5 separate regions of the Homo sapiens genome follow, and regions 1, 2, 4 and 5 are each linked to region 3. The links are chromatin loops, found by intact Hi-C in ENCODE. Cell type or tissue: prostate gland. All regions are shown on one strand. Region 1 has its middle 170 kb from the start of NCAM1. Region 2 holds the start of LINC02764 (long intergenic non-protein coding RNA 2764). Region 3 overlaps LINC02762 (long intergenic non-protein coding RNA 2762). Region 4 has its middle 28 kb from the start of LINC02763. Region 5 overlaps NCAM1 (neural cell adhesion molecule 1).

Region 1 (5,000 bases), 510 kb after region 3:
CCCATTGCACTCCAGCCTGGGTGACAGAGTGAGACTCCATCTCAAAAAATAAAAAATAAAATAAAATAATAAAATAAAATAAACATAACGAACATACAACACAATGTAGTAAGTTCTACAGCGGAGCTCGTACAATATATACAAAGGACTCTGAGGCATTGGGAGGGCTGGAATGGAGCAGAAGGCAGACTTAGTCTTCCCCTGTGCCTAGAATAGGCTCACATTACAGACAGAATGAGGATGGCATTTGTAGTCCACATAGCCTAGCACTTAACTAGGTACTGCCTTCTGCTATTCAATTTAGCTGTTGCATACGAGATGTACCTCCCTCATCTAGATTGTAAGCACCATGAGGAGAGCAATTCTATCTTATGTTTGGGAAATTCTTCACAGCACCCAGCCAGATGCTAATCCCACTGGAAGTCCTCAAAAGGATACTTGGTGGATGACTCAATCCAGGGGATCATACAGCTATGAAGAATACCTGGCCAGCTACCAAATCCAGGCATCTGTGAGGTCTTGGAAGGAGTCTGATGGAGGTAGCAGGTGAAACTCTCTAGGTCAGAGGCAATGACATAACCCCAATATCCCTTTAACACAATGTTATTTCAAACATCCTTACAGTAAAAACACTTTTGTAGCCTCCAGGATATCCATATCCAAGATTCGGTCATTTTTTTTCTTGCAAATTTGTTACAAAAACTTCCAACACAATGAAATTATTTAGACAGTTTCTTGGAATTCACTGTTCACTTTAACAGAATTGAACCTAGAGTTGAAATGGACACAAACCTCACGGGTTATAGATGGGAATATTTTTCAGGGATTGTGGCATAGACAATCGGTTTAGTGAGGAAACACAGGTATTATAGGAGAAAGGGGAAGAAGGAAGGAAAGATGAAAGGGGAAAGGGATAGTGAGGAAGGGCAGGGATATGAGGTGAGTGGAGATAAGAGTGACTATTTGCAAAGATTTCCTGTTTGTCTTCACTTTCTTCAGATGTGGCTTTTTTTTTTTCTGGTCAGGGTGACTTGGCTCAGCCTAATGGGTTTGTTCTACTATCATTTTTATTGTTTACATCAATGGCTCACAATTTTGGCCACCAGTCAGGTGGGACCTTGGAAAGGCAGAGGACCCAAGGGTGCAAAGCCAGAGCATTTCTGGGTGTAGGAATTCAGAGAATGGATCACTTTAGAAACTGGGACTGTGAGGTCAGGACTCCATTCCTTCACATCTGGCCATAGAAGGTTATGACTGGTTTCCAAAGACTGGAAAGTCTTTGGCCTTGGGTACCAAGGACCTGCCCAGAGCATTGTTGGGTTATGACTACTACTATAATTCAGAGATGGTGGCTGAGCAAGCCTGTCAAAGATGAAAATGATGTTGAACTCAGGGCCAGCAGTGTCCAACAGCCGCATGCTGCCGGGTGTGGGTGTGTGGAGACAGCTGGGTGCAAATTCACAGCCAGAGAAAATTCTTGGGGATTTTCAACTGTCTTTTTTTCCCCCTCCAACAATGAATAGGGAGAACCCCAGACAGTAGTAAAAATAGCTCACACTCTCCCTCAAACCTGTCTGGCTTGAGTTTTTGGAAGGCCTGGGGGAAAAGTCACATTTGAAAGTGGAATTTATTTTGGTGATGATGACAGGAAGTTCAGCACTGAGGACAGAAGGCAGCTTTACAGAATAAAAGCCCTCTTCATTATACTATTTTTAAAAATTCCTTCCCACTGCCCCTCCAAAACAAACTGTTCCTTGATACTTTTATTACATTAATGTAATAAAAGTACACTGGAACAAATGCTTTTTTTTCTTCTTCTTTTTTTTTTTTTTTTTTTTTGAGACGGAGTCTCACTGTATCACCCAGGTAGAGTGCAGTGGCACAATCTTGGCTCGCCGCAACGTACACCTCCCAGGCTCAAGAATTCTCCTGCCTCAGCCTCCCAAGTAGCTGGGATTACAAGCACCTGCCACCACGCCTGGCTAATTTTTGTATTTTTAGTAGAGGCAGGATATTGCCATGTTGGCCAGGCTGGTCTCAAACTCTTGACCTCAAGTGATCCCCCAACCTTGGCCTCCCAAATTGCTGGGATTACAGGCATGAGCCACCATTGCCAGCCAGAACAAAAGCTTCTTAAAAGGCAGCAGTTTTCCTGAGAAGTTTTAATGTGGCGGGGTAAGTGTATGTCTCAGTCTCAGCCCTGCCACCTACCGGTGGTGGGAACCCAGCACAGGGTTGAAACACCTAACCTGACAGGCGGTTTCCTCATCTCTAATTCAGGATAGACCCGTCGGCCACGCCAACCTGAATGGGTTGTTATGGAGATAAAATCAGAAGATGTCTCTGAAATTGCTTTGTAAACTGTGAAGTTGCATCCACATGTAAAGCATTGGTATTAAGGAGCTGAATAAAGCCTCCATGGCAAGGAAAACTGTCAGTGAGAAGTAGAAATACTCCCCCTCACAGCGACGCCACAGGGGTGACAGCGAAAGAACAGCTGCTCAGCACCCGAGCTTGTCGGGAGAAAACACAGTGTCATCAGAATAAACCGCATAAATAGAACCCTCTTGGAGTCGTGCACCACCTGTTCCCACAGTTACCATCAGCCAGGCTTCACCACAACCCACCTACTCACGGAGGGCTGAGAGGACAGAAGAGAGGACCCTGTTTTACAGAGAGGTAAACTGAGGCCCAGGAGGGAAAAGCTCTTTCTTGTGGTCACACTGTGACCATGGACTTGAAAAGTCCCAGACTCATCCATTCCAGCACCAAACCCCACCTCCCTCATGATCCTCCTGACCAGCGCAGACCTGCTGCCAGTCAACTGCCAGCCCCCAAAGAGATCACTGGCCTGAGTTCTGAAACAGGCCACCCCCCAGCTGACCTGCTGTGAGCCACCCCTCCGAACTGACAGATGTACTCAGCCCGCAGCCTGCTGGCTCCGAGGACCTGACCTCTTGTCTTAGGAGGGAGTTGGACTGATGGGTAACACCTGCTTACCCCTCGGCAGGGCTGAGAGTCTTTCAGGCAGAACCAGTTTGGTCTATCTCTAACCCGCTAGTTGTTTGGAACCAGTGAACACAGAATGGAAAACAGAGTTCTAAATCCCCTTCACTCTTGAGGGGTCTTGGAAAACGCCGCTGCCAGGAGCTGGTATAAATCAGAGTGTTCTGAATGAATTAGGGATCCCATATTCTTCCCTCAACCCCAGCAAACCTCTTGGAGAGAGGCCCTGTGTGAGAGCATTAATAAATCACAGCTCAGTATAGCAGGTCGCTGGGCTGTTGGCACACTGTGGCTTTCCCCGGAGATGTGAGCGGCCGTGCAGAGCCTGTCAGAACTGGGGCTCTGAAGCCAGCCTGAACTTCTCACCCTGCCCTCGGCTGTGTCACCACACTGCTGCCCTCACTGGTGCCTCTTCTCCGCGGTGGCCAGCGATGCATATTATTCATTCAGATGTAGCTCCTGCTTAGAATGCGTGGTCAGCCCAGACTGCCCAGCAAGGGCCACCTGAGTTTTACTGGAACTCTGCTGCACTGTTTAGTTTACTCTTGATCCGGGCTGCTTTCATGCTATGAGGGCAGAGTTGAGTAGTTGAGACAGAGACCGCGTGGCCTGCAAAGCCTAAAATATTTACTGCCTGGGCCTTTACAGAAAAAGTGTGCCATTCCTGCATTATGTAGTTATCTTATTTAATTCTAACAATTACACTGTGAACTTGGTATGAGGACTTCTCTTAGAGGGGGAGAATCTGAAGATCAGTGTTTTAGTAACTTGCCCAAAGATGGACAACTGGTAAGAGGCAGAGCCCTTGCTCAGACCCTAGGTGTTTCCACTTCAAAGTCCAGATATACAATTCTGTCCCTCTGGGACACGTCCAGTCAACAGGCAAGACATGTTAGCACTACGGTGAAAGGTCTCATCTTTCTTGAATGGGAGAACCAGGTTTGAAACCATCATTTTGAACAAGGACTGGTTTAGGCCTATGTCATCCCCAGCCTTTCCCTCAGGTTCCAGATGGCAAGAAGCTGCTCTGAAGACCTACCAGGCAGGAGTCACAGCTTGTAAATAAACCTGAAACCCAGAAGAGCCAGTTAGGCTGGAGCAGCCCCTGGCCAGGCCAGGCAGAGTTACCATGACGACAGAGTCATTTCCATCACAAACCCTGCAACAGGCTTCCAGAAGGTGATTAATGGTTGACCTCTGGGGGCTGGGAACTCTCCCGGGGAGTATTCTTTCTAGTCTGGTGCAAAGCTTGGACCATCTACTTCTCTGCTCTCTGGTGGAGGTGAATATTGTAGTTGAGGATGCAGAGATAAAGCACCCCATCCCCTGACCTCCTAAATCCTGAAGTCAACCCAGGAAGCACCCTGTGAAAACCATGCTCCAGCCTTGAGCAGAGGCAGGCTAATCCAAGAAACTCAAGGGCAGACAAAAGAAAACAAGGGAAGCCAAGGGAATGAGTGAAAGACTATATAAGTTGGTTCATTCTTGCTGGATAAATGGCACCCACTCACCAAAGGGAGAAGGTACAAAAAAGAATTCAGCGAGGCAAGAAGCAGGTAGTGAAAAAAGGCGGGGGAATCCTACCTCCTTTGAGTCCAGAGAAAAGCCTTTTCTACAAACTCAAGAAGAGGGGGCGGAGAAGGACGGGCCGCCTGCCAAAGCAGTGACCCATGTTGATTGTGAATTTCAACAATAGTGACTTGAGGAGGCTCAGATGTCCCACGTCCCCTCGCCCATCGCCAATGGGTGGTCACCGACTGCCTGCCAGGTGGGGTGACCCGGGTTCTGCACCCCAACCTTGGGATGTCTGTTATAGAGCCATTTGGGGCTCATTCATTGACAGTTTTTCTCTCTGCTGACATTTGGGTGGCTCTGCCTGCCTAGTCATTGTTTTTGTTTGGCCATTTTCACTGTGGATGAGTCACTCCCCGTCGAACCCTGCAGGGGGCGGTCAGGTGCTGGCTGTGTTGGTACCAGAATCCCAGCAGCTGGTT
Region 2 (5,000 bases), 270 kb after region 3:
TTAACCTTGAACGGAATCTTATCTCCTCCTCAGCCTCAGGAGAAGCTTCAGTGGAAAGATGCTTGTTAACAGGGCATGGTGGAAAGGGTACTGGACTGGAGGCCGGAAGAAGTGGGTTTGAACCCCAACTCTGCATCTCACTAGCTCTGTGACCTTGGGCAAGTTATAGAAACTGCTGAAACCTTGGGTTTCTCGTCTGTAAAATGAGAAAGATAAAGGGCATACCTGCTCTATCTACCTCAAAGGGTGGTATTAGGCAAATGCTGAAACATAGGCCGAGATGCTTTGAGGTTTATAGAACACCATGCAAATGTGGGTGCTTGTGGGTGCTTCCCTACATGGCCTCCAGGGGTTGTGCCCAGTGAATACCTAGCATCTGTCCAGCTTCTGTTCAGGCTGGCCTTGTCTCAGGTTTGAGGCTCTGTCTCCCTGTGGATCATGTCCCCTCAAGTAGGAGACTCAGAGAAAGAGCATCAGGTACCAATAGGGCTGGCAGCAAATCTGCCAGGCTGAGCGCTGGGCCCTCTCCCCCGGCCCTACTCAGATGGAAAGGGAAGCGGAAAAGGACTTTTATTGAGCACCTACTTGACAGGCTCCTCACTGGCCATTCTTCCTGCGCTCATACACTCTCCTTACCAAATACTTTGAGGTAGCTATCATCATCTCCAGCTTTCAGAGGAAGAAAGTCAGTCATAAAGAAATTAACTCACTTGCCCGCGGTCGCCTAGCCAGTGAGTGGTGGGTCTGAATTAGATTCATTCTGTCTGCCTCAAAGCCTACCTCTTCCAACCTCACCTGCTGACTCTCAACAGACCTTTCTGTACTTTGTCCTGGGGCAGTCAGGGCCAGGGACCAAGTAGTCACCCTCAGGGAGCAGGACTCCTTGCCACAGAGGTAGGGGAATGCTAAGCACAGGTGAGGATTTCCGCCTGCTTTGGAGACTGAGGGCAGCAAGGCATCCTGGGGATTGCCCTGTACCTGTAAGCTCAGGTCTTGGTCCTGCCTGGGGTCAGCCCCCCATGCCTACCCTCTCCCACCTCAGCCCCCTATCTGTGGGTGCACCCATCTTGTTCCCCCTGCACACAGCCTAACTGGGCTCTGACCCATCAAGGAGCTAGGTGCAGGGCACTGTGCTCTAGCCCTTGTCCTCTAGCCCCGGGCCACAGGGTGTGTCCCCATCACTCACCGGGGAGCCAGTGCCAGCCTCATGGCCTCCGAGCAACACAAACCACCCACTGTGGCTGGGGCTCCTTTCCCAGTCCAGGATAATCATTTCAATGGAATGTTTTAAAGAGTCCTTTTCTAAATTAAACTAATAAATGGGATAGTAGCCGAGAGGCAAGAAGGGTCTCTGCTTAACATTGAAATAGAAATTAACCAGAAGGGGGAAAAATAATGTCCCCAGAGGTTATCAGGAGGCGATTTGAATCCTGTTCCCCTGTGGATGGAGTCATCTGAAGTCTAGCTGGGTCTGCCTGCTGTGAGGACCTCAGATGCTAAGGGGAAAATGAAGTCAGCTGCCACAGATGCCCCAACTCCCAGCTATGAGAAAAACTCTGGAAGGTGGACTTCATTTTCCATGTTTTATTCAAGATTTTTTTTTCAGATATGTCTCGTGCTCAGACTCTGAGATACCACAAAAGCATCCAAACCCAGCCTGTGACATTCACCCTCGTTCCTACCACCTCCCTTGCTGAGGAAGGTCCTTTGACTCTTCTTCCAGAGGAAAAGAATAAAAAATCAGAACCCAAATGGCTATGGAAAGGGCCCTCTCTACCCTTTCAGCTGGGACGGGTCATGGCCTTGTTCAGTGCCCACTGTGGGGGCTCTGGTTCCAGGACTGACTCAGGGCTACTTCAGCTTCTATCTGGCCATCTGACCGGGGTGGCATTCGAGGGGAAGTGACATAGCCTCCTGCCACTAGCCGGGAAGGGCCATCAGGTGAACAGCTGCCTCTGGTTGTCTGAGACACCTCATTAAGGTGACATTGGTAGCCACCTGCAGAGGCACAATTTGAGGTGTAGCTTACCCTGGTCTCACCTCTGCCCATCCAGGCTGCTGGCTGCTTCCTCTGCTCCTGGGGAGTTGGCCCCAGCCCACCAGGACCTCCTCTCAGCTTAATGTTCTCCTCCAGTTCCCCTTCCATGTGCTGACTGAGTATGGACCTCACCCGCAGCATACAAAGGTTTGCTGGTTGGTAGGCCAGACTATCAGGGCCCCTCACCCTTCTGGCTGCTCAGGTGTGACCCCTGCTGGTGGGAGTTGAGCTGGCCTGGGGGAACTTTTCTGGGACTGGTCGCTGTAGCTTTGAGTCTGTTTCTGGCAGGAGCAGGCTCTGCTGTGTTTGTGTACATTTGTTCAATCAGTGGACACCCGGGATTCCTGAGAAAGCTCCAAAGGCAGCTGTAGCCACAGTAGAGAGATAGCCATCCTGCCCTCTGCTAGGCTGGCCTCACGGGAATCATGTCACATAGGCCCCTCCAGGCCACAATCAGGGCTCCTTTAAGAAAGGCAGACTCTATACATCAAACCACAGCACCCTGTGCTCATCGAATCATGTGATAGGTAGAGAGGAATGCCCAGTCCTAGCCTTCCTATGGGACATTCCTTCTGATTGACACCAAGGCGTAATGACTGGTAGAAATTCAGTGCATTCATTATCTCCATGGGTACGTTTTTTAATGGAGAAGGGCCTGAAGCCAGCAATGATTTGACCTAATTCCAGAGCAAAGAGTTGGTTCCAGTGTCAAGCCTGCAATGGAGTGATGATTCTAGGATAGGGTTGGGCCAGAGCCTTTCTAAGAACACCAGTGGTAGCAGACGACACTACTTACGGAGTGCTTACTGCGTGCCAGGCATGCTCGTTTAAAATGATCTGCTAGTAAGCATCTTGCCGTCGTCCTGCATTTGAATTCTGATCTGTCACCTGGTAGCTGCGGTCTTTGGGCAAGCCTCTTACCCTCTCTGAATCTTAAGTCCTTCTGGAGGTAAAAAGACGTACTTCACAGAGGAATTGAGATGATTACATTTATATGATCCTTGTATGTGCTAATCACAAAGGCACAAGCCTCCTTGTCCAGTGATTAGCACATATTCAACATTCAATAAATGGTAGTAGCTCTTTCATTTCATCCATTTCCTTTTTCTTTTTTTTGTAAAATGAGCATGATTTTGTGAGGCTAAGTGAAAAAAATATAGGGTATTAGTGCTTTGCAAATTGGAAGGGGGATATGCGATGTGTTTATTATTGATGTGATTTCTCACCCTAGGCAGTAACACACTTCTCCCCTCACTGCAACCTCGGCCCCCAGCAGAGCAGCTCTCCTACCTTCTGAGTCTGGCCCCCATCTAGCAGATGAGAGGGAGAACACATCACGCTCAGGAGCCAGACAGGCCATGCAGCGGTACCATCCAATGTTGTTCCCTCCCAGAATCATCCCCAGATTCGCCTTTGACTCCTGTGATGGTATCTCATTGGATAAGCCAAACTGATTAGCCACGTCAGAAAGTTTTTTATTCCCAAAGTTCAGAGAGCACTCTCCACATTGCTTCTCTGTGCCTTTCTTTGTGAGAGGAAAGGAATTAGAGTGGATCGTATCAAGGTGAAGGTAAGTCCCATTCTCTCCCTGCTTCCCTGAGAGCCAGCCTGGACCTGCTCGGAGGAACACTATCTTCTTATAATTGCATTTCCTTTCTGTCCTCTAAAAGCTTTTGTGCACTACTCCTTCACCGATTCATAGTAATACACTATTTGGTCGGCCTTCTTTTCTCATTTCCTTTGCTTTATTTGGTGGCTGTTCTCGTTTTTTTGCAGACTCTACTCAAATACATTTGATATAAAGGAAAAAACTTAGGATTTAGCATCGGGAAACTCAGTTCTGACACTAGCAGGGTGATTTTGGTAAAATCACTTAACTCCTTTGTGCCTCTGTTTCCTTCATTTGGTAAAATGGGATTAATAATCAAATTACATAATAGACATTAAACTGCCTTGTAAACAATAAGTGCCATATAAAACTAGTTACAAGTCTCACAGCCTCTGAGTCCTCTTCCTTCTTGGCCTGGATCTTTTTCTTCCTAGCTACTCAATACAATGAAGACAGAGAAAAGCTAACATTTATTTAGAAACTGAATAACCAAAAAAAAAACAAAACCACTAAGTGCCAGGTGCATTTATATGTAGTATTCATTTAAGAAGTTTTCTCTTTGTTATGGAGATTTAAAAAACTTGCCTCAGTTTAATGTTATTGGTTCAACATTACACAATGATTAATCGGAGGATTTGAATTCCAATCTGTCTTGATTCAAGAAGCGAGGCTTTTCTGCTTGTGGTAGGAGGCTAAATAACGGCCCCTTGCAAATATGTCCATATTTTCATTTCCGGGACCTGTGAATGTTACCTCATATGGCAGAAGGGAATTTGCAGATGTGATTAAATTACAGATCTTGGGATGGGAACTTTATTCTGGATTATTGTGTGGGACAGATGTCACCACAAGTGTCCTTGTAAAAGAGAAGGTGCTATGAAGACAGTAGCAGAGAGAGATGGAGAAAGTGACCACGAGCCAAGAAATGCAAGAAATACAGCTGTGGTAGCTTGAAAAGCAAGGAAATGGATTCTCATCTAGAGTTTCCAGAAGGAACCAGCCTTGCTGACACCTTGCCTTTAGGCCAGTGAAACTGATTTCCAATTTCTCGCTTCCAGAATTAGAATAAATCTATGTTGTTTTAAGCCCCCAAGTTTGTGGTAATTTGTTATTGCAGCTGCAGGAAAAGAATACACCATTCTATCACGCTGTGCCCTTCACCATTTCATATCTCTTTGCCACCTAAAAGGTCCAAATTATAGCCTTTCCCAAGCTCTCCCATGTCCTAGGGTGACAGACTGTTCTTCCCAGTCAAAGCAATTGGCTGGCAAATACTTAACAGATACCTACTAGGAGACCAACCCTGTGTAAGACATTAGTTATCTGTGGTGCAACTCTAAAATGCAGTAGCTC
Region 3 (5,000 bases):
ATCCCAGCACTTTGGGAGGCCAAGGCCAGTGGATTACCTGAGGTCAGGAGTTTGAGACTAGCCTGGCCAGCATGATGAAACCCTGTATCTACTAAAAATACAAAAATTAGCCAATGTAGTGGCTCATGCCTGTAGTCCCAGCCACTTGGGAGGCTGAGGCAGGAGAATCGCTTGAACCCAGGAGGTGGAGGTTGCAGTGAGCCGAGGTTGTGCCACTGCACTTCAGCCTGGGTGACAAGGGTGAAACTCCGTCTTAAAAAAAAATGTATTGTGTGTATCGAAGGTATCCAACATGATGTTAATGTGATTTTATGAAAAGCAGCCTTTGCAGTCAAGTAGACATGAACTTGAATCTTAGCTCTGCCACTTCAGCTGTGCAGCTTTGAACACTTAACTTCTTTCAATGTGAGTTTCTCATCTATTAAATGGGGTTAATCATGTCTATTTGTATCTATTTCCAAAGAGTGTTGTGAAGATCCAAGGGGATAGCACGTGTAAAGCACATTCTTCTTACCTTTTATCTCCCTGAGCTGAGTGTAGAGGCTGCAGTCATTCATTGAACAATTGTTTATTGTCTACTTATTGCTAACCATTGTTGCGGGTTCTGCGGAAACAGTAATGAACAAAAGTCTCTGTTCTCATCAAGTTCACATTCTGGTGGGGAAGCTTGAAAATAAGTAAGTAAACTAAGCAGGATAACTTCAGATAGTGATAAAAGCTATACAGAAAAGGAAACAGGCCCATAGGATAGAAGTGATTTGGTGGGAGGCCTGAAGAGGCTTTAGGGAGCACAGTGGTCTTTGAACCAAGACCTGGAGGCCAAGAAGGAGCTGGGCCTGCGGAGACCTGAGGAAGAGCATTCCAGGCAGAGAGAAGAGCAAGGGCACAAAGTGCTGAGGTGGGAAAGCATTTGGCAAGAAAGAAGATGCTTGCAGGAGGAGCACTGTGAACCCTGGGGAGTGTGGGATGAGGAGAGGAGCAGGAGTGAGTTCCATGCATGTTCCCAAACTCTGTGCTGAGGTGTTCTTGGAGCTGCTGTGGATTCAGAGGGGCTCTTTGAGATATTTTAAAGGCCAAAGGCAACACTCAACTTTTGTTGGGCTCCATGCAAACTACTAAGTAGTGCAGGATAGCTTGAAGACTCAATATTAGATTGCCCTACAGTTTTTTTTTTTTTTCCTTGAGATGGTGTCTCACTCTGTTGCCCAGGCTGGAGTGCAGTGGTGTGATCTTGGCTCACTGCAACCTCCGCCTCCCAGGTTTAAGAGATTCTCCTGCCTCAGCCTCCTGAGTAGCTGAGAATACAGGCACATGCCACCACGCCCAGCTAATTTTTGTATTTTTAGTAGAGATGGGGTTTCTCTACTACTACCATGTTGGTTGAGCTGGTCTCGAACTCCTGACCTCAAGTGATTCACCTGCCTTGGCCTTTCAAAGTGCTGGGATTACAGGTGTGAGCCACCACGCCTAGCCTGCCCTACATGTTTTTTGATAAAACCATATTTTTCTGAAGCTACATTTTCAGTTTTTGTCATTTGCTGTGACATAAAACACGTACCATGGGAAAATCAATATAGAATAGGAAATGAGGGCGGCAGCGTCTAATCCAATTCCAAGGTCTGAGAAGTTGCGCAGTGCTCAACAAGCACACACATCCCGTTAGTGAGAAGTTGTGGCTAAGAATGAGATAAGTTTTTTTTTCTAGTTTATATGCAATATTTTTTCTAGTGGCTACTAGTTGTTAGGACAGAAATACTTCTTACTTGGGTCTAGCTACTTAATACACAGAACAGTCAGGTATTTCTTTAGGCCTAGGGTTACTGTGAAAAAAAGCATTGAGACATTAAGGGCATGATAAACAGACAAGGTTAGAAACTCCCGGGCTAGGTGATGAGCTGTCATGAAATCTTTCTCATTTCAAGCGCACAACTTCATATTGTTGCCTTTTCATAGACCCAGGGGTGTGTGTTTCTGTGCATTTGTGGATAACCTGAAAACGTCGTCTAGATTTTGTAACTGGGAGGGTCCCCAACCTGCCTGACCATTAGGATCACCTGGGGGAACTTTGCAAAAATAGTTCCCTGGCCTCTGCCCAGGGGATTCTAATTCAGTGGGTCTGACATTTGAATCTGAGTTCAAAGATCTCTGCTCCAACTCGCATTCTTTCAGGCAGCCAGGATGGCCCAAGTGGAGCCGGCCTGCCCAGATTTGGGGGTCCTAGTTGTTATACGTTGTGCCTGGGGCCAGGCTGTGTGGCTTTTTCGGATCCCCAAGACTGGGAAGGGGCGTGGAGCACGTGTCCGTTGGAACCCTGGGGGAGGTCGGTGCTGGAAGCGCTCATCTCCACCTCCAGTCTGGGTGCGCTGCGTGAGTGACCCGAAAGGAAGATGATTCTTGCCGTAGGAAGCCCCTGCCAGGACAGTCACCACCTCCCAGGCCCAGTGGACTCGGACCCGAGCGTCCTCCGGGAGGGTTTCTGGGGCGTGGCGGCTGAGCGCGGTTCGGGGAGACGCGGCCGGGAGGTGGCAGCAGCGGCCCTCTGGCAGACACGGTGCGTGCCGGGGGGCGGGGACGCGGGCGGCTCCGGGCGGGCGTGGTCCCTCTTGCGGGCGCCTGGGCTGGTCGGGCGGATCCCGGAGAGGGGGAGCCGCGGGGACGCAGCGACAGACTCGGGGTGCTGGCAGCGGCAGCCCACGCCTCCCAGGGATTGCAGGCCTGGGCGCCGGGGTTGGACCAGTCTCCCGGGCATGGCACGCCCTGGTTATTCTGTACCCGTGATTTGTGGCGGGGCAAGACGTTAAGTTGGGTGACACCGAGGTGAGCCACGGTCCTCGGCACCAGATGAGGAACCACTGTCTCAATAAGGTGTGACATGGAAAATGTGTGTGTCTTATGTGTGACTGAAAAATACCTCCTTTGCTGACGTCTAAAATTTCACTATTAGAGATGCATTCTTTTGTCCTAAAGATTATTCTCTATTCAAGGCCCTGGGAGGGAGCAGTGCATTAGAACTTGAACTCTTTAGGGTGAGAATGATTTAATCTTATCTTTGTCGGCGAGGGAAGGGTTAGCCCTCAGTGCTCAAGACACAAAGAGGACTGAAGGCGCATTAATTGGTACTTGCTAATCAAGCCTTAGAGACCAGAGCACTCCAGGGGAATTTTACTTTGGAGAGAAATCTCATTGGCCCTGGAGCAGCCCTGTATCCACTTTGTGAATGTTTTAGAGAGGGTTAATGGGGTACTAGCACAGTGTGATTAGTTCAGTTCATTGGATTATCATTTTGTAAAAGAGGCAGCATCTTTACTAGTACTCTAATAAATTATAAAATTATTATATCCATTTCTGTTCCTTGTACCTTCTTTCTTTGAATTAAGAAAATGGTGTGGTAAGGTACAGTGAACTTTTGAGCCAGAAATTCCTGGCTTGGAGACCCCTCTCTGCCATCTGTTGACTGGCTCTGTAATTCTGGAAAACACCCTTTCTAAACTTCAGTTTTCTCATCTGTAAAATGGGAAAAATGCTGCCTACTTGGATGGTGATTGTGAGCATTAAATTAAATTCTGGAGGGAAAATATCTGGTATTTGTGTACTGATTTCAGGTCTCAGTGCTGTGTGTGTAATGGTTACCGTGAGAGCTTCCCTGCAATCCGAATTTGTGTGTCTCATTCTCAGTGACACCAGTGATGCTGTTAAACAAGGACAATCCGGTTCATGGATTGTGACAACGCACGCTGACATCAAGCAGACCCTGCCGTCAGGTACAGAGGGCACCACAGTGACCAGGAACTGCTGTCCTTTCATACCAGGTTTTAGGAGGCTTTACCAGAAGGAATGGAAAATGCTGGTGGGCAGTAAGATTGAAACAGCATCTGAGGACTGGTTCTGCACAAAACCTTAAATTCTTCAAGGACTTTGACATTTGTTTATTCTTGTAACAAATTAAAACCTATCCTGTGTGTTGGTTAGAGATCTTCAAACTGTAAATACCTTGAGGCAGGAGTGAGGTTTTTATCTTTTAAAGGACAGGCCCCTACTCTCCTACGTAATGAGTTTCTAAAAATGGATGTGAGCACCAATCAATATTTCTCTGGTTGTTAAAGTCAAGAATAAAATGGTATTTTTAAGCTCGCAACTGTGTAGGATGAATTCTGTACACTTTTATTTCCCTCTGTTCTCCTTTCCTATTTGAAAGTTTATTAGTTTGTGGACTTGGGATCGGATTATTCATGCATTATTTTTTGATGTTGTATGTCTCTTGGTTCTTGGGTATTTTTGACACATATTCTGTCTTGTAACCATAGTTAAACAATTGTTTTAGACCAACTCTCTGTGTGTAATTGGCTTCAACACTCACTGCTAGTCCTTTGACGCTCTGTTTTTTTCCATTCTTGAGTAATTTTAAGTCATCACTTGGGCAGTTGAAATATATTTTAAAGTGATTTAAAGAATATGTGAGTGGCAGACATTCTGAACTCTTTTGGTTGTCTGTCCTCAAAAACTAAAACTTATTTGTGAGTAAAATTTTCATCTAAGTGTTTTCCATATAAAAACTCTGTCAGCTACTGCTCCATTGTAGTAGACACAAAAAAGTCAGCACAATTTTCATCCCTCCCTCCCTCCCTTCTCTTCCCCTTCCCCTTCTTGCCCTCCTTCCTTCCTTCCTTCTTTCCTTCCTTCCTTCCTTCCTTCCTTCCTTCCTTCCTTCCTTCCTTTTTCTTTTGTTTCTGAATGTACAAAGAAAACACTTAAAAATTTGCTTGTAATTTAAAAACTTGTCAGGATATTTCTGGATTTGAGTGTTTCTTGGTTACTTTTACCTGGAACCTGGTGAACTGAGTCCATTCCTCTGTTTGCCCTTTCTGTACTTTTTTGGAAAGTTTTCTTTAATTATATCTTCAATTATTGTTTCTCTTTTGATTGTTCTAGATTCTTCTTCAGAAACATAACTCTTAGGCTCAATCTCTATTCCTGGTCTTCCATAGCTATCGTCTTCTTTT
Region 4 (5,000 bases), 160 kb after region 3:
ACCCTCCATAATCTAGTTATATTTTTAGATTGCCCAGGAACAGAGGCATGGTCAATTTAGCCCAAGTAACAGGAGCCTATTTGGGCAGAAAGGAAGACAGAGGTCTAATGGCAGTGAATCAGGCCTCATAAAAAGTACAAGTAGACCCAAGACAGCTCAAGAAACCTCAGGACTTGCAGTTTGTGGAGCTTCCTGGCCATTGATGTGACTCCAACATCTCTGCCATATTCACCCCTGACATTATTTTTCTTATTATTTTCCCACATCCTGTATCTTTCCCTACATCATAGATTATCTTCATAACTTTGGCTTGGTATGGCCTCTCATGATTCCAACCCTACTTCCTCCTTCACATAGCCTCAACTTGATCTCATTTGGGCCTCTTCTCCTCCTCTTCATAGACTGTTTTCTGTATGTTCAATCTTTTGGGTCTCTGGGATCTAGGTCACATTGCAGGGTACTTGTCAGCTTCCCTTACATCAGGTTCCCATTCCACTCCAAGCACCTGTAACAGGAGGAGAGGTTAACGTGAGATGAAATATGACCACTCCAGTTTGCCCCTGAATGGTCTAGACTGGACATTTATCTGTCACAGGGGAAGCTAGCATAGCAGGTACTATGATTGACAGGTTAGTATATTCCTTACTCAATATATCATCAAGTCCTATCAAATTTATCTTCTGAACAGTTTTCAAGCCTACATCCTTCTCTCCATTCTTAATCTCAATGTTTTGGTTCAAATTCTCATCTTCTTTTATCTGCCCGTGGTGCTAGCGTGGTGCTATCCCTACCTCTGGTCTTGTTCCTTCAAATATATCTTCTGCATAAGCAACAGACTGATGGAACCAAAACACAGCCCATGTCATTTCTCTGCTTAAAAACTTTTAATACCTTACTCCCTTATTACTCCTAGGAACAATTCCAATTTCTATGATTTGACTTTTCCTCTTTGTGATCTTCTTTTAGCAGCTTACTTCCTTTTTATCTGTTTCCTATCCTCTGTCTTATTCCTCCTCCGCTTCCTGCTCCTTCTTCCTGAATTGATCATATTTTCAGTTTTAAGTATACTTAAAATATCTCTGTATTTATTGAATACAATTTGTTACTTGTTTTTAACTAAAATATCTGATGAATTTAATTTCCATTTGTCCCTTAAAAGGAATCCAGAAAAGCTAATCACATTAAGTTGTTTTTCATTTCCACATGATTAATTTTTCTTCCCTGAGGGTCAGTGCTTCATCAACTGTTTTGGCTGATTGCAAAAGCATCATAATCATCTTCTGGAATTCAGTCTCACCCCAATCCAATCCATCTTCTCCATTTATTTTTCAGGAACATCTATCTGATCATGCGTCTCTCCTGTGTAAATACACAAGGCTTCTCTCAGGCCTACTCTCTGCAGCTTCCTCTCTCTCACATCAAATGCCCTCCATGTACTTTCTTCTATAGTCTCCCTGTGAAGGGGCCTCTTCATACCCCCAGCCCCAACCAGGCAGTGGGCTTTAGTCTGCAGGATGATATTATAGTTTCATTTAATCTTTTTTTTTTTTTTTGACATAGAATCTCTGTCACCCAGGCTAGAGTGCAATCATGGCTCACCGCAGCCTCATCCTCCCAGGCTCAAGTGATCCTCCCATCTCGGCCTCCAGAGTAGCTGGGACTATAGGCATGTGGCTAATTTTTTTTTATTTTTAGTAGAGATGAGGTTTCCCTATATTGCTCAGGCTGGTCTTGAACTCCTGGGCTTAAGCAATCCTCCTGCCTTGGCCTCCCAATGTGTTGGGATTATGGGCGTGAGCCACTGCACCCAGCCTACTATTCTATTTATTCTCCTAGAGAATATCACACTAATTTAGGTTTTGGGGCCAATTTCTGTGTGTCCATTTGATACAATCTAACTATTTGAAAAGTGAAAAATTCAGTTCTTTAATGTGCCGTTTTTCTTACTGCCACCAAGATACTGATTTAGCTGTTGGAATGCTGAGCCCAAACTCCTAGCCATTATGATACATGACCTCTGGGGGCAGAGTTGTGCTATTATCACTTTTACTTAGTCTCCTTCCCCTTGGCCCCTCTACTCCAGCAAACCTAGCCCTGTGCTCTCCCTGTAGGTGGTTAATAAATGCTGTGGGTGCAAGAGATTATTTTCTCCAAAGTACTTGGTTACCAGCTACCTATGTCAAGGAGTTAAAAGAGAAAGCCAAAATCAGGCCAGGTGCAGCGGCTCATGCCTATAATCCCAGTGCTTTGAGAGGCCTACATGGGCAGATCACTTGAACCCAGGAGTTCAAGAGTAGCCTGGGCAACATAGCAAGACCCTGTCTCTACCAAAGAAACATAAAAACTAACCTGGCATGGTGGCACCTGCCTGTAGTCCCAGCTACTCTGGAGGCTGGGGCAGGAGGATAGCTTGAGCCCAGGAGGTCAAGGCTACAGTGAACCATGATTGTTCCACTGCGCTCCAGCCTGGGCACACAGCAAGATCCTATCTCAAAATATATATATAGTGTAAATTTATTTTTAAGTCTATGTTTGTTTTAAATCTTTGTCTAAATAGCTAATTCAAGGGTCACTTGAGGCCAACCATGGTGGAGCTTAAAGCACACAACTGGGATTGGTGCCACCTGGAGGGAGATGGGGGTGGTGCATGAGGTGATGCATGGTGGATGACTTCAGTCCAGTGGCTTCTCATTAAGATCAGGCCAACGCCTCCCTGGCAGGCCATTTAGATCTTTAAAAATTGATATATAATAAACTGCACATATTTAAAATATGTGGAATTTGATATGTTTTGACATAGATATATACCTGGGAAACTGTCACCACCATCAAGATAATGAACTCACCTGTCACCCACCAAAGTTTCACTGTTCCCCTTTGTTATCTCTCCCCCCGCTGCTCCGTACTGCCCCACTCTCTCCCCAGGCAACAAATGATCTGCTTTTTGTCACTACTGGTTAAGTTTGCATTTTCTCGAGTTTCATATAAACTATAATATATAGTTGTTTGTGGGGAGGAATCTGGCTTCTTTTAGTCAGCATAATTATTTTGAGATTCATCCATGCTGTTACATGTTCATTCGTTCTTATTGCTGAGTTGTATCGAGTCCATTGTATGGCTCTGTCTCTATTCGATTAATCATTCACCTGTTGTTGGATATTTGGGTTGTTTGCAGTTTTGGACCACTACAAGTAAAGCTGCCATGAACATTCATGTACAACTTTTTGTGCTTTCATTTTCATTTCTCTTGTGTAAATACCTGGGCGTGACATGGATAGGTCATATAGTAGCTGTATGTTTAACTTTTACATTCCTGTCAGCAATGTGTGCTGGTTCCAGTTGCTCTACATCCCCACAACACTTGGTATGGTCAGTCTTACTGATTTTAGCCATTCTAATAGGTATGTAGTGGGCCATTTAGATTTTGAACTTAAAGAAAAATTCAGGTCCCATTCCAGGCCTACTGATTCATAACTTAGGGGGAGAGAGCTTGGGGTGTTGTATTTTTAGAAACAGAGATGGCTGATGGTCAGTCAGTTTGGGATGCCCCAACACTACATCACACTGGTTCCAACTTCTCTGAAGGGGCTCAGATAGGACCCTGACAGAAGTTGGGTGGGAAGGCAGGGAATGGAGACAGAAACCTTTTTCTTCAGGATGAAATGTGTCTAATTAGCTGAGCTTGTGTTGGATCAGCTATCATCGACCAGAGTCAAACCTGTCAGCTTAAAAAAGTCCCTAATTAGAGGAGAAAAACCTTGATTCACCTCCTCTGGAAGATCTGCTCCTATGTCATCGGAGGGAGTGATATTGTGCTGGGTCAGGCAGCACGGCTCAGTGGGGCCAACATCAGAGTCTGCAGAAGAGTCAAAATGGCACCGCAAATCCATTGCAGGAGTCTAGCCACAGTCAAACTCCTTTCCATTCTAAGGTGATAGATACAAGTAGAAAAGAGACAATGTAGAAGAAGTAGCCATGCTCAAAAACAAAGTACAACTTCTGTGGCTAGAAATGGTACAGAAACACACACAAAACAGTCACATGGCTGCTGCTGGAGGTCCACTGGGCTCCAGGACTAGTAGCAGGTTTAGGCAGCCAAGAGTTCATTTCTTGGCGGGTAAAGGGAGACACAGTGCTCCCACAAAAGAGAGTAGACTAGAGTTTGGTTTGCTGCTTATAGGAAGGGGCTAGGGTAGGGTTTTCCTGTCTGGGAAAGGGGCCAAAAGGAGTTGTTGCCAGGGCCAGCTTGTTGGAATTTGATCTAATACATATTGAGCATTTGCTATGTGTCATGCAGTATTCTAAGCTTCTTGTTTGGATTAATGTTCTTAATTCTCACAGTGCTATGAGGTAGATTCAATTACTATCATCATTTTAGAGATAAGACAAAGAAAGATTGTTATGTTTATTGCCTTAAACCAGACAGCGAGTAAGTACAGAGCAAGGGTTAACACCAAGGTGTATGGCTCCCCAGTCTGTGGGCTGGACCACCACCCCAGGGCCTCACAGTGAGTTGCAAGACAAGTGAAGTTGAAGGAAGCAGATACAGTCTTGCAGCTAGACTCTGAAAGAAGCCACATACTAGGGCAGTGCCAGGACCTGTGATCCCAGTAACATGGCAGGTCAAGAATGATCGATAGATGATGGATTCTGTTCTAGGGGCCCTACAGTCTGGCTGGAGGGCACCTGAAATATTTCAAGAGTGGGAGGAAGTTATAGAGCAAGAATAAGAGTGAGCAAGTGAGTACAAGGGAAAGAAAGAAAAAGCTTCCTCTGAAAATGAGCCTGCAAACAAAAATTCTAAAACACACAAGGGAGAGCGATATGGAGACACAGCCAACAACAAAAACACATGGTCAGTGAGATCACTTTAGATAAAATGAGACTATTAGAGCAATGTGAAAATGATTTTAAAATAAGTCTACTTATGATCTTTAAAGAAATAAAGAATGATATACTAACCACTAAAAGTACAAGGATATTTAAAACAGAAAGGCAGA
Region 5 (5,000 bases), 820 kb after region 3:
CATTGTCATGAAGTCACCGTGCCACCGTGTTTCCCATTCCCATTGCATGCTTGAAGAATTGTGATACTTAAGGTTTCCTATAATGAAAAATAAGAAAAAACTGGACAGGGCTCATTGTTCACCATTATGTAGAGAAAGATCTCTCCACAGCAAACATTATGAGAGTGTCTTCATTGGTCTTGCTGAACGTGGCCAGCCTTCTCTGTTCCCCACCCTGTTAACACATTCTCTGCCTCTTCTATGTGGATTTTTTTTAAGTACATATTAGTTTCATGAAGGTCTTTCTGCCTGGAGAAGTGGAATCCCCCAACTTTTGGAAAGCCTTTTAAAGTCTCCATGAGTCCAGCCAGGTGTGGTGTCTCACACCCGTAATCCCAGCACTTTGGGAGGCCGAGACAAGTGGATCATTTGAGGTCAGGAGTTCCAGACCAGCCTGGCCAACATGGTGAAACCCCGTCTCTACTAAAAATACAAAAATTAGACAGGCATGGGGGTGTGCACCTGTAATCCCAGCTACTCAGGAGACTGAGGCAGGAGAATTGCTTGAACCCAGGAGACAGAGGTTGCAGTGAGCCGATATCGCACCACACTGCATTCCAGCCTGGGGGACAGACCAAGACTCCGTCTCAAAAAAATTAAATAAAATAAAGTCTGCATGAGTCCAATTAGCTACCGTGTTTCATATCTTTTCTGTATCTAAAATTGTTATCCTCTGACCTAGTAGAAAGGGTCTAAACCTCTGCTTTCTTTTTAGATAAACCCATAGATTATTTTGGGGGGTGGTTGTGAGGTTTTTTTGCAAATTAGATGATCAGTAAGTCCCTAGCGCCATAGACTGGGCCAGATGCACTGGGCAATGTAAAGAAATAAGCAATGTCCTGCCCTATAGGAACTTGCCATTGTTCATTTGAATTTGTTGACTTTGTTTCTCTCTGGAATTATATATAATTTCCTGTTTGCTATGATCCTTACCTTAAAATAAACCTGCAGTATTATCCCATTCACTCCTTGGAATGTTCTGATTTATGACTATTCAGCAGTTCTGTCCCATCAATAGGCTCTCAGGAATGTCCTAAATTGGCAATCTGTGGACTGGTGGGTTCCATCTAGAGCCTGATAGGGTGGAACCACTAGACAAATGGAGAGTGTCTTTTGTTGTCGTTGCTTGTTTCAGCATCCCTGGAAGGATAATTTACTTTCCAAAGCTTCATTAGCTAAATGAAACTCAAGTCTTGCCTCTTTAGTTTAAGACAGGTTCTTTTAAAAAAAAAAAAATCTTGATGTGTCTTAGATAGATATTCTCTTGGATTATCTTCCCTTTTACATGATACAGGGCTTTAAAATCAACCTTGTGTTTGACACGATCAATGGATGGAGATCCAGGAAGAGGACTGGTGCTTTAGGATTTCACTTCACATTGCTGTCCTCTGCAGAGCCTTCTCTTCCAGTTGACATGCTGAGGGACTTGGAAAGGGCTAACAATCTGCTTTTAAACTAGCGATGTATTCTGATGCCCAGTGCTTCAAGCTGTTTCCCTTTTTAGGCTTAAGTTTGCCTGGAGAGGAAAGTGGAGACCTTGAATATTAAACTCTTTTTGCCTTGTGTGATTTGATGGTGGTTTTGTGGAGAATTATTTGTCCTTAGGTGGACTCTCAGCCCAGTTTGGAATGAAGTCATCATAGCCACTTGTGCCAGGCCCCAAACAACCCATATAGCTGATCTTTTCCCCGGAGTCAGAGACACAAATAGAACTGTTTCAGAGCATTGCAGAGGGGAACTCTAGAGAGGTTTGGCCGTGGCCACTCTCCTTTCTGCTTTTAAGATGAGGTGCATTGTGCTTGGACTGACTCCACATTGGTAACCAGGAGACAAGCAGCTCTAGAAGATGTTGCTCCTAGGGCATGGGGCTTCTCTGCCTAAGAAGCCTTAGGACATTTAAGCAGCAGGAAAAGAAAGGTCTGTTTTGGCTTTATCTAGCCATGTCACTGAGTATAATGACCCCACGATTTCTTCTTCTTCACATTCATTTTGATGCCAATTCTTTTTTGCTGTGCTTGGGGATTTTTGTTTTTCCTCTTCAGGCACTTCCCAGGGTTCTGCACAAGTGTCCTCTGCAGTGGGGTGGCATCCCTGCTCCCTCTGGTGGAAGGCCTGAGCCACAGTGCTCTGAGAGCACCTCACTCACTGCAGTGAAGCAAAAAATCCTGCCTAGCCTGTGTGGCGCAGCTTTCTATTTTGCAGTCATAACCTTTTACTCAGCTAGTCAACAACAGGTATTCTGTGACTGCCCAAGGCTGGAGAATCAACAGTTCCTATCTCATGGAGCTTGTATTGTAGACATGCATCAAAATTTTGTATCTGAAGTGCAAATACCAGAAATATATAAATTAAGACGAGCTCTCCTCTCCCCCACTGAAAATAAAGGAAGTCTTACTCAATTCTTGGGGGGAATTGCACCCAACTCACCAATGTTTTGTAGTAGGAAATTCAAAAATTCAGAAAAGACCGTTATAAATCTTAGGTTATTTTTCAAGAGACATAACTAATAAATAGTACCTGGGGAGGCCCCTGGACAGTCAGCACCCCCCAGCTGGTAGCATCCTGGGAGCAAGGTGGCTGTGCCTTTTGAGTTCCTGAGTTGCTGTTACTTTAGCACTTTACACATTGCCCCACCAACCAGCTGAAGTGCAGAAGGAGTGCAAAAAAAGTTACTTTAACCCAGATGTCCATCATAAAACGTACAAAACAGCTTGGAAATAGGTACTGTGTCAAGGAAGCTTTATTATGATAATATTACTAATGGAAAGACAAAAGTTGAACCAAGATATATTGCCTCCACATTCCTGGTAAAGGTTCAAAACATAAGCACAGAGTTACTAATGTGTGAGCTGTCTTTTCCCCAATTCTGTGCTAAGGAAGTGAAATTGCCATCAGTTTTAGTTTTTATAATTTCTGAGCATCCACATGAAATAGCAAGAAAGAAAATACCCTACCCTCCACCTCACTGGCAAGGGTGCCAGCAGTGTCTTTTAGATTCTGTAAGGGACACGGTGACCAGAAAGTCAGGACAAATGGATTCTACCATTAGCCAACCAACAAAATGAATTTTCAGATTGTTCTAGACATGAGAACAAAAGATCAGAGAAGCCACAACAATGAGATACCTGTTACACATGTATTCTTGGATCTCCTTCTTCCACTCTGTGGATGCTCTGAAGGAGGCTTTATTTACATGCACTAGTCGAGAAACAGTTTTTGTTGAAAACAGATAACAGTTACGAGAATCTGGCCAAGCTTAGACTCACAGATTCTGCCCAGCTAAATGGTGGGATGTCTCTTTCTTAGTTTTTAATTGTGGGAAAATACACATGACATAAAACTTGCCATCTTAACCATTTTTAACTGTAGAGTTTAGAATATGGATCTCCTTTAAGGAGGAATTAGGCTACTAACAGAATAAAAAGTTTAATTCTTTCTCTCATAAGTTTAAACTGACTTCTCTAATTCCCAAATAGACACAGGTTTACGGCAAATACAAAAATCTAGGCTTAAGGTGACAAAGCAGAAATAGATTATGCAAAAATTCATGGGAATAATAAAGGTATTCTTGTATGTAGTTGATATCTGATCACCTCCTTCGCCTAAGTGGTGAGCTTTTGACAGTAAGGGCTGTCTCATACTAATTCATATATTTGTAGCACTTAGCACAATGCGTTACTCAAAAGTACTCTAAAACTATTTGTTGCTTGAGTACTATCTATTTTTCAGTAAATAATCTTTTGTCCATTCAGGCAACTGCCCTGAAATTTTGCTGTGTTATGCCTTCATTATAGAAGGGAAAGAGAAGGGTGGTGGACTGGTAGTGCCAGGGCTCTGAGGCTGCAGTGCTTTCTCCAAGGGACCATCACAACACTGCAAAGCCGCTAGAGAAATGACAGCCCAACAGACCTGGTGGACTTTAAACAAGAGCTAAGCTAGTTCAGCTGGCACATATTTTCAAGTGACTCCAAAATAAAATGCGTATTTGCATCAAACAACTGGAATCATTTTAGCTTTGGAGTTATTTAAATTTATCGACAGGGAGAAGAGCTTCTGGCTTTTTCTATGGGTTTGTCCTGTCAAACATTAGTCTGCTCATTTCAAAGAGCAAGACTGATCAATAAGGTGCCCAAAAAGCTGCCTCCAGACAAGGCTGGCAAAGAGAGTGGTACCTCTTGTGGTTTCTGCGTGGAACCCATTGGCATTGCACATTGACATTCTTCAAGAGGCTCTTTCTATGTCCTTTCTGGCCTTTTGAAAAGGTGCCACTGTGTTTTGGGAAAGGGTCCAAAGAGTAGAATAAGATCTAGTATTATGACTGTAACCTTTTTAACAAGGTGAGATTTCATAGAAAAATGTTTATTAAAATATGCCTCTTTATGAATATCGAAGATTAAATGTTCTGTAGTTGGTGAGCTCAAGTGGGCACTCCCAGTCAAATGAATTCTATATTTTCCACCTCAAATCCTTTTGAATAAGACTGGAGTAGACATAAATTACATGTTTCTCTTTGCAAATTGGCCTTCAATATTTCATGTGCCAAGAATATGTTACAAAATTGGGGCAGCATTAATATCTTTTTCCTAATGCTCTCTAAACAGACTTTTTTTGGTATTTCATCTCATCTGCATAAGCCATTTAGTGGCCAGCAAAAACTGTTATGAGGGAGCAAACTAATACATCAGAAGCAAAACCCAAGATATATTTAGTGCTCAGATCTAAGTTATTCACAATTTAGTGTCCTTTCCACTGCAGGGGTCTTCAGACAGTGTTCTAGGAAACATGGTTTAATAATGTCATGTCCTGCCTTCAGGTAAGTTACACTGTTGTTAGTGAACAACGCCTTCCCCTCTTCTCAGCATTCAGCCTGGGGTACACAGAACCTGAATCTTCAAACTCCTACCTTCCCGTCCCCCACTAATCCCCGCAGCTCAGACCAACTATTTGTGTTGTGAAAGGTC

What was found. Hi-C counts contacts between places; a loop is a spot of excess contacts. Peaks named below come from ENCODE experiments on the same cell type or tissue, not always from the same donor. Only the 100,000 strongest peaks of a DNase experiment are listed, where the experiment ranks them.
Region 1: a loop joins it to region 3, with 5 times the contacts of the local background. A loop is called at or near these places in 29 of 110 quality-filtered maps.
Region 2: it touches region 3 in a loop (4-fold over the local background); 87 of 110 quality-filtered maps call a loop at or near these places.
Region 4: it touches region 3 in a loop (2.3-fold over the local background); 45 of 110 quality-filtered maps call a loop at or near these places.
Region 5: it touches region 3 in a loop (3-fold over the local background); 17 of 110 quality-filtered maps call a loop at or near these places.

Annotation. Positions count from the first base shown.
Region 1 is chr11:112,793,162-112,798,161 of GRCh38, forward strand. No RefSeq gene overlaps it. Among named protein-coding and RNA genes, the nearest start is that of NCAM1, 170 kb to the right of the region's middle. RefSeq lists enhancers at 4,779-5,000, 4,845-4,894, 4,925-5,000. In prostate gland, CTCF peaks have their summits at 2,216 (motif pointing left) and 4,927 (motif pointing right); no DNase peak of the experiment used is centred here.
Region 2 is chr11:112,553,648-112,558,647 of GRCh38, forward strand. LINC02764 (long intergenic non-protein coding RNA 2764) reads right to left here and starts at 2,155. Exons shown (of 4, transcript NR_104155.1): 1 at 2,030-2,155. In prostate gland, a CTCF peak has its summit at 2,264 (motif pointing left); no DNase peak of the experiment used is centred here.
Region 3 is chr11:112,287,645-112,292,644 of GRCh38, forward strand. The region is part of intron 1 of LINC02762 (long intergenic non-protein coding RNA 2762); the gene reads left to right. Among named protein-coding and RNA genes, the nearest start is that of LINC02762, 19 kb to the left of the region's middle. RefSeq lists a silencer at 2,426-2,735 and an enhancer at 2,532-3,280. In prostate gland, a CTCF peak has its summit at 2,523 (motif pointing right); a DNase peak (open chromatin) is centred at 2,577; H3K4me3 peaks cover 1,023 bases; H3K27ac peaks cover 388 bases.
Region 4 is chr11:112,451,778-112,456,777 of GRCh38, forward strand. No RefSeq gene overlaps it. Among named protein-coding and RNA genes, the nearest start is that of LINC02763, 28 kb to the right of the region's middle. In prostate gland, no CTCF peak of the experiment used is centred here; a DNase peak (open chromatin) is centred at 2,634.
Region 5 is chr11:113,112,506-113,117,505 of GRCh38, forward strand. The region is part of intron 1 of NCAM1 (neural cell adhesion molecule 1); the gene reads left to right. Among named protein-coding and RNA genes, the nearest start is that of NCAM1-AS2, 150 kb to the left of the region's middle. In prostate gland, a CTCF peak has its summit at 2,151 (motif pointing left); a DNase peak (open chromatin) is centred at 2,146.